Linked DNA regions of Homo sapiens: region 1 is linked to region 2. The links are chromatin contacts, found by Hi-C or POLR2A ChIA-PET in ENCODE. All regions are on one chromosome and are shown on one strand. Each heading gives the region's core, a stretch centred on a gene start or an enhancer-like site at or near the end of the contact. The rest is flanking DNA. Distances are from core to core; before and after follow the strand shown.

Region 1 (4,401 bases), core at 122-2,621, 550 kb after region 2:
TTGCTAAACATGTTCAGAATTTCTTAAATTACGTGGAAAAAACCGCAGAACTAATATTAATGATGACCTTTTGTTGACTACTCCTAGTATTTCTGGTTATAAAAAAGTACAGGTACATGTTTATAATGCGTTCACATTAGATGTGTTACAACGGATTTTATGAATTCTAATTTTGACTCAATGTTCCTTCAACTGTCCCGGTAAAAAGTTAACTAAGTGAACTCCTAATGCAACGAAAACACAGCACAACACTGGTTTCTAATTATCATTAGCTTAAAACTAGTAAAAAATGCCCAGCACCTAGTACAATATGCATAGTGTCACAGAGAATAGGATTCTTTTGCTTACATGCAAATCTATACCAACACCATACATTTTGAAATGTTAAATATATTAGGGGACTATCTAAGAATGTAAAGTTCAAATTAAGGTATCTTTTATTTTCCTGGAATACACGCACTATTTTAACAGCTTTCGTCTGGGAAAGTGGTGCCTTCAGGGCAAATGCACGCACTACGTAATACAAAGAGGTCTGGTCAGTTTACGACTCTGAACTGAGAGGCAGATTCAAATTGAAACCTCTGGTATAATGGGCCTGAGGCCATTTTGAGAAATAAGGGGGGCGGACTGGTGGAACAGACTGACACGTAAATCCCGCCCAGAAAAAGGCTGCTTTCAAGTCCCTTCCTTGTAGAGGTGTGACGGTGAATGGTACTGAAAGCGGTTTTAATTGCGAGAGAGAACGGAAATGAGCTGTAAAGGCTACTTTAATGATAAATCCCTTCCCTTGCTATGGCTCCAGGACAGACCCTAGTTCTTTCCCAAACTCATTACCAGAACCTTCCATTAAATTGTGTGAAACTAACTGCGCTTTATCCCCTGGAAGAGGATCTTTATCTAAACTAGCTCACTGGAGACACGCGAGTGCCGCAGAAGCGGGAGAAAGACTTCAGGCCTTCTTTGCGTAGCACGCGTCGGGGTTCTAAGTGGATTAGGCACCAAGAACACAAAACTGGGTTCTGGTCTCTAATCGTTATTACCAACATGGGGAAACGTGTCTCTTCACATTTCAGCCCGGAAGAACACCTCTTTCCTCTTCCTCATGCGCTTAAGGGTAGCGGCCTACTCAGTCAGCGGCCAATTACCGTGAGCTTTCGGGATTCCGCCGCGCGGTCCACACTTACCTGCCGGGCTCTCTGCAGTGCATCTTTGAAAGCGTCGTTAACTCCTCCACCACCACCGCCGCCACCACCGCCACCAGCTGAGCCAGAAGAGGGGGGAGGCACTGTTGAATAGTCTGCCATGGTTGCACTATAAGAGCCGCTGCCGCCTGTTCAGAGACTTCCTCTCAGCTAACAGCTAAGAAAGAAAGAAAATGGCGGCCGTCGAAGCTCTATTACATTCTTGCGCGACCATCGTGCCGTAAAGGGGCGGAGACTGAAGGAACAAAATCTCGCGATGTTTCCGAGGCAACGCGCTGGTGTGGGTTAGGGCTGAGAAAGAACGACAGGAACAGAGACGTCGCGAGGATTAAGTTTAAGACTTCGCGAGAACAGAATTTCTTTTGGCACCTCCTCTCCGCGCGTTCTTGGGGTGAGGCTGGGTAATTGTTCCTGCAGGGTGGTGGGTGATAGTGGCCAGTTGACTGCGACTGTGTTTGGGTGGTGGGAAGCCTGAAGAAAAGGTTGTTTCTTACCGGTCGCTGCCTCAGGGAGGTAGTGCGGTAGAATTTTCCGCTATGGGTCATTCTCGGTGTCCGCGGGGAAGGGCGTGACAACGACGGGCGTGACGGCGAAGCAACAGTGTCTCGAGAGCGCTGCCGCCCGGAGGGCGCCAGGAGAAGTGCGTCCGAGACGCCGCGCGGTGATGCTCCTGAAAACGTCTGCCCGGCGTAGCGGGAACCCAGCATGATTTTCAGGGTAGTAAAGTGTCCCTGTATTTTACTTACAGACTGTCCGATTTTTTAGTTTTATCACGAGGGTGGGTGTTGAATTCAGGCTGGAAGCCTGTTAGTTCTCGACCATATTTTAAGTTTTTTGTTTAAAATAATGTGGATGAGGCTCTAAAAGTATGACTGCCCTTTTCTTTATCCAAAAACGTGATTGTTCTTAAAGTTCAGTGTTAGCCAGATTTAATAACCTAGTATATGTATGTGTCCATGGCCATTTTTATTAAGGGTTTTTTTTTGTTTGTTTGTTTGTTTTGAGAGTCTCGCTCTGTTACCCAGGCTGGAGTGCAGTGGCGCGGTCTCGGCTCACTGCATCCTCCGCCTCCTGGGTTCAAGCGATTCTCCTGCCTCAGCCTCCCGAGTAGCTGGGACAACAGGCGCCTGCCACCACGTCTGGGCTAATTTTTTGCGTTTGTAGTAGAGACGGGGTTTCACCGTGTTAGCCAGGATGGTCTCGATCTCGTGACCTCGTGATCCACCCGCCTCGGCCTCCCAGAATGCTAGGATTATAGGCGCGAGGCACTGCGCCCGGCCTGTTAAGGTCTCTTAAGTTAAGAACAGCATTGTTTCTTGACCAAAATAGATTTTGTAGCTTCTTAGGCGTAGTTTCTCCCACCCCATCCTGTGGGTACTCAAATGTAAGATCATATTCTGAATTGTCATCACAGGACTAGGTATATATATATATATATGTGTGTGTGTGTGTGTGTGTGTGTGTGTGTGTGTAAATTGGTATTTTATGTTATGTACTTCAGTTACCAAGTAATGCCAGACATTTCTTCAGACCTTCTCCAACATATCGTGGCATGTAATTTACTGTGTTAATAGTAGTAAGCTCCAGGAATCGTGAGGATACTTTAGAAGTCTTACTCTTTATTATTGAGTATATCACAGTGACTTTTTTTTTCCAAAATTATTTGTTTAAATAACAAACAATGAGGTAAAATGAACTTTCTCGACTTTGTGGCATTTTGTCTTACTTGGTTAGGTCTAAAAAAATACTTTTTCAGCAGCTCTTAAGAGTAATTGTGAGAAATATATATATGCTGCATTCTTTCTGAAAACCTAAAAGTAATGTGTTCATTTGCTTAAGCACCAAAATAGCAGTTAATATGAATGTAGATACAGGTGAGCCATCATTTCCCTTTAATCAGCTTTTAAGGCAGTAGTATCCATTTATAGCTCTGATGATCTTTTTCAGTGTTCATGGCCATCCCTATAAATTTTGGTGGAATTTGCATTTGAAAAATCAGTGCACGTATGGGACTACAGATTTAATCATAATGTATAGAAAAACAGTAAAAGCAGTGTTGGGTGTGCGGCTAGGTAGAAATTTTCCAGTTGTATTTTGAAAATGTCTTGATTTTTTCATATTTTATTAATTAGGCAATACAATCAGATCTTTTGATCAATGTAATTTACCACAGTGCTATAATTTACCCTCAAAACAAATTTATGTATATCTCAATTTATTTTAGTTATCACTGAATATTGAAAATATGTAAGGACCTCAATTTTTTTTTTTTTTTTTTTTACATACTCGCTCTGTTGCCCAGGCTGGAGTGCAGTGGCACGATCTTGGCTCACTGAAACCTCAGCCTCCCAGGTTCAAGAGATTCTCCCACCTCAGCCTCTGGAGTAGCTGGGATCACAGGTGTGCACCACTATGCCTAATTTTTTTTTTTTTTGAGACGGACTCACCCTGTCACCCAGACTGGAGTGCAGTGGCATGATCTCGGCTCACTGTAACCTCTGCCTACTGGCTTCAAGCAGTTCTGCCTCAGCCTCCCGAGTAGCTGGGATGACAGGCACCCACCACTACGCCCAGCTGATTTTTGTATTTTTAGTAGAGACAGTGTTTCACCATGTTGGCCAGGCTGGTCTCGAACTCCTGACCTCATGATCCACCCTCTTTGGCCTCCCAAAGTGCTGGGATTACAGGCATGAGCCACCGCGCCCAGCCACAATAAAATTCTTGATAGCTTAATCTTTTGGAAAAATTAATGCTTGAGACAAAGGTTCTTTGTGAAAATATAAATAAACTGCTTTTTAGGATCTCTTCAGTGAAGCTGGGAGGAATATTTGGGGGGTTGCTAAGGTGTCATTCCAAACTTTTCAGTGTTCTTCAAATCTAATAAAAGAACAAACATCTTTAGTGTATTATACAAAAGGCCTCTTTGAATATTAATGGAGTATTTGTTTGGTCACTCCACACATTCATTGCCAGGATCTGTCCTTTGATTATGATCATGGGAGATATAACAGGGCATCATAGGATATATAGGAAATAGATTATTAATTTTTAGAGAAAAATTTGGAGCTCTCCACCTCTTCTTGTAAGACAACACTCCCAGCTTTCCATTACTTTAGGTAATAATGTTAGATTGAAAGTTTGGGACTCCTGAAAGCATCTGTCTTAAATAACTGGCCTTATCATCCGGTTCTTAAGTGAG
Region 2 (4,210 bases), core at 985-3,484:
TGTGAGATGGTATCTCATTGTGGTTTTGATTTTCATTTCTCCAATGGCCAGTGATGATGAGCACTTTTTCATGTGTCTTTTGGCTGCATAAATGTCTTCTTTTGAGAAGTGTCTGTTCATATCCTTTGCCCACTTTTTGATGGGGTTGTTTTTTTCTTGTAAATTCAATGTGCCAGACTCTATATGAGGTGCTGGGGATACATTGGTGGGCAAAAGATGGCACAGTTCCTGCTATCATAGAGCTTATAGTAGAACTAGACAAGAATAGAATAGTCAGAGAAATAAAGTTAAAACTGTGAAGTACTTGGGAGAATAAGTGCATGGTGCTGTGTGTAGATGTGGTTGGTGAGGTGAGGAAAGTCTTCTCCAGGATGGTCTAGATCTCCTGACCTCGTGATCCGCCCGCCTCGGCCTCCAAAAGTGCTGGGATTACAGGCGTGAGCCACTGCACCTGGCGGGCAAGAGATTCTTGAATTGAGATCTGTAAGATTGGTCATAGGTAACCAAGTATGTATGAGAACAGGAAAGAACTGGGGAGAAGAGAAAGGGATGTTCAAAAAGAGGAAATAGCAGGATGAAGCAGGAAGAAGCATGGCATCCAAAAGAAGACCAGGATAGCTGGAGTGCAGATGAGCCTGGAAAGTAGGGCTTTGTAGAGCAGGTTAGGGGTTTTGACTTTATCCTAAGAGCAATGGGGAACCTTGAAGAGTTGGGGTTTCTGAGGAGGGAGGAGAGTGTGTTGACATAATTATATTTGTGTTTATTTTTTAAAACATTTTTCTGGCTGCAATGTGGAAAACACATTGGAGAAAAGCAATCTATGGAGTTCAAAAAAAAAAAACAAAAAAACAAGGCATCTATGGAGTCCAGAGTGGGAGGCTGCAGTGGTCCAAACAAGAGTTGATGGTGACACTGGAGTAAAAAAGGGGACAGAGAGAAAGAGGTGTATTTGAGAAGAACTTGTGACGAAAGTCAACAGGACTTCATGTTGGAATGGATATGGGAGCCAACAGGGGGTGAGCTGTTGAAGATGACTTCTGGGTTTTCAACTGGTACAGCTGGGTAGACAGTGGTGGCATTCACTGAGAAAAGACGAGTTCTGTAAAGATAGGGCATGAGTGTAATTTTAGACATGCTGAGTTCAAAGTGCCTTAACATATCCAAGTAGAAAATTTCAGTGAGCAATTAAATATATAGGTCTGGTGTTCAGAGGAAATATCTGAGCTGGAAATACAAATTTGTGAGCCTTTTTAATATAGATAGGACTTGAATTTGTGAGTGGAGATGAGATAGAGAAAGAAAACAAAATTGAGAGAAGAGGCTCTATAGCTGAACACCGAGGAAATTTAAAGTCTTAGTAGAGAAAGATGAAAGAGCAGAAAGACGTAGAAGAAGCCATTAGAGAGATATGAGGAAAATCAGTAGAATGTGGTGTTCCAAAAGCCAGAGAAAACAGTATTTCAGGAGGCAGGGAGTGCCAAATGTGGCTGAGAAGATAAGGAAGAGAGAGACTGGAAAATAATCATTGAATATAGAAACACGGAGGAAATTGAGAACTTTACAAAGCGCTATAAAGTGAAGACACTTAAGCATGTTTTAACTCACAGGAAAGGTCTACTTGTTTGTGAAAAGGAGAATATACAAGTATAAGAGAGAGGAAAGTCTATCTGAATGTGGTAGGACTGGGTTCTCCAGCCCTGGTGGAGAGACTGGCATGAGACCAAAAGAGTCTCGTGTGGGTTAAGACAGAAGGAACATTGATAGGATAGGAGGATGGGTTTGTATATTTAATGGTGGGAAGTCAAAGAGTTCCTGTAAGATGACTTCCAGAGGCAAAGCCATCTGTTGAGATTTCAGGGTTTCAAGAGAGTAGAAGCCTGAACTGTTGTGAAATCTAGCAGGCAATGTGCTAAGGAAACACAACAGGATTACCAAGCATTTCATTTGATATTAGTGAATTGAGAGCCCATTTGACATTAGTGACTAGAAATTTATTTTGACGAATCAATCATTTTCATTTTTTTCATTCCTTTAGCAAATGTTTATTGGGTGGCCTTAGGTGCCAGACACTCTTATAGGCGCTATACTGAGTGTTGTGGAATTCTAGCAGGACACAGAGAAGGTCAGTAATTTGGTTCACACAGTGATGGAATTTTAGCAAATATGTGGTTCAGAAAGGCAGAGAGCAAAGCATTGGCAGAGTATAAGTGGTAATGAGCTGAGGATTCTAAGCAGTTTAGGAAGGAAGTGGGTAGAGAACAATTAGGAGCCAACGCCCAAAAGCACTAGAAGCATATTTGACTTCTTTAAAAATATAACCCTATGTCACTCTTTTAAATCAAGAGTGCTATCTCTTGGTTTAAAAGAATATTTGATCCTAGCAAATTGTGTCATTCTAAATAACAGAGAGGGAAATTCTCTAACAGAAAATGATATTTATTCAGAAATGGGCATTGCAATAGGAATATGGGTGCCATTGTAAACTATGTGTGTATTCAGGGAGGTAAAGGAAGACAAAGGTCTTGTAAGAAAAAAATGAGGAGGATTACATAATAGTTTTGAGATAATTATCCTTGGCTACAAGGATAAGTAACAAAGGTGGTGTCAGTCCAAGTTTGGAAAGGCAATTGCTGGGCAGATGTCCTCAAAGAAGTGTTTTCTGTGTAAGGTTGTGATGGCCTTTGTGTGAAGTTGTAGTTTTTGCAGAATTTTTTGTGGTAGTTTTGTTATCAAGAACTTGTGCGTGAGAATCCTCCCTTTATGGCCTTCCCAAGCACTGTTTTTCAGCTGTTTTTGGTTTTGTTTTTTTCTTGTTGACACAAGTGACTCTATTTTGATTCTGATAACTTTCACATTTCCCCCCTTTTGATCAAGATCTTTTTCTGAAAGTATCACCATTCAATCATCCTGTAGTTAGATTTTCATTGTCCCTTGGTGCCAGGATGTGTCCCAGATTGTTGGTCTGGTCCCATATCAGAAGACGTGATTGGTGAGTAGGAATCTGTGTCAAAAGCGTTCTAGCCACATTTGAGCAACAAGGGAGGCTTGGAGGAAATGGCTCTCAGGCTAAGTCTACCTGGAATTTATTGCTATGTTCAGTTTTGTCTATTCCATAGTATTTTGGCCACAATCTCAAAGCACTGGGCCAGCATTATTCTGTTAGGAGTTGTACTTCTGCAGAAATTTAACAAGCAACAGGTACAAGTTTTAAAAACAAAAATATAAAATAAAATTAATAGTAATATGGTAAATCCAAGTTTGTATAATGGTTTTGAGCCATGAATCCAGTCTTAAAGACAAACAATTGAATAAAGCAAATGACCATTGAGAATTAGATGACATCTGTTGTTACTGTGTGACCCATTTAAAAAATTCTGTGGATATGGGCCTCAACTTCCCCAGAGGAATTTACCCAAGTATAACATGTAGTATTAGTGGAAGCGTAGACTTTTTTTTATTTAAACAATAGATACCTAAGAGGTCATGTTCTTTTAAGTTATGAGCAGAAGCTGCTGATTGTGAAATCTGAATTACATCATTATCTTGCCAAAGAAAAAGGTAAGCATAAGAAAGGAAAAATTAAGAGGGGCAAGAGTCTCATTTTGATGGAGTGTCTTGGGAAACGCTGCCTATAGCATGAAGCCATCAACTTCTCTTGGCTTGCAGTTTGAATTCTCTGCTATGGTATCAGGTGGATTGGTGAACTTTCTGTGTGGCACAAGACTTGTCCTTCTTTTTTCGGGTATGAGACTTGTCTCTTGAAATTTATATCAAGTTGTCTAGCTTCATCTTCTAAGGCGGCAAGCACAGAGCAGTTTTTGCTCTTAGTTGGAGAGTTGCAGCCAAATATTGAAGAAAATTAGGAGAATTCAGGTTCTGATCAGATCTACAGGTAGAAGAGAAGAACTTGAAAACAATGCACAGGGGCACAGCCTAATAATAGGTGTATTATAGTTTTTTTCTTTAGAAACATAACATTCTCTCTATAGTCATCCTTATTTTTACCAAAGATAATCACAGTAAGACTAATTTGTTTGTAAAATATGTTTAGTTTTATCAAATTTTGCCAGCAAGAATAGTGATTTGACCATACGGTAATCTCAAACTTAAAAACTTCTTGAGGGTAGGAAGCCAAACCAAAGCTGACTTCAGACTTTATCTGTAGTACCTATAAACAATTTAAATATGACAATTTAGTCAAAACTTTTGT

The links. A loop is a pair of places that touch in the nucleus more often than their neighbours do. ChIA-PET counts read pairs that join two places held with the same protein, here RNA polymerase II (POLR2A). Pooled maps may share reads with other maps.
Region 1: a map of naive thymus-derived CD4-positive, alpha-beta T cell shows a loop between it and region 2 (2.6-fold over the local background). The contact joins the promoter of FUBP1 here to the enhancer-like site in region 2. A Hi-C loop is called at or near these places in 1 of 168 maps with a recorded cell type or tissue (naive thymus-derived CD4-positive, alpha-beta T cell) and 6 of 50 pooled maps. POLR2A ChIA-PET finds 5 or more read pairs at or near these places in 2 of 52 experiments (T-cell and activated naive CD4-positive, alpha-beta T cell).

Annotation. Positions count from the first base shown.
Region 1 is chr1:77,977,701-77,982,101 of GRCh38, forward strand. FUBP1 (far upstream element binding protein 1) reads right to left here and starts at 1,372. Exons shown (of 20, transcript NM_003902.5): 1 at 1,185-1,372. The coding sequence starts at 1,304. It also overlaps a transcript of DNAJB4 not described here. RefSeq lists enhancers at 936-985, 1,056-1,105, 1,116-1,175, 1,186-1,315, 1,626-1,775 and 1 more.
Region 2 is chr1:77,429,302-77,433,511 of GRCh38, forward strand. All of the region lies in intron 8 of AK5 (adenylate kinase 5), which reads left to right. It overlaps LOC124904202 (a long non-coding RNA gene), which reads right to left. Exons shown (of 2, transcript XR_007066178.1): 2 at 3,432-3,886. Among named protein-coding and RNA genes, the nearest start is that of AK5, 150 kb to the left of the region's middle. Within about 2 kb of position 2,235, at least 3 of the 41 ENCODE cell types and tissues checked have a DNase peak (open chromatin) inside an H3K27ac peak, as active enhancers do.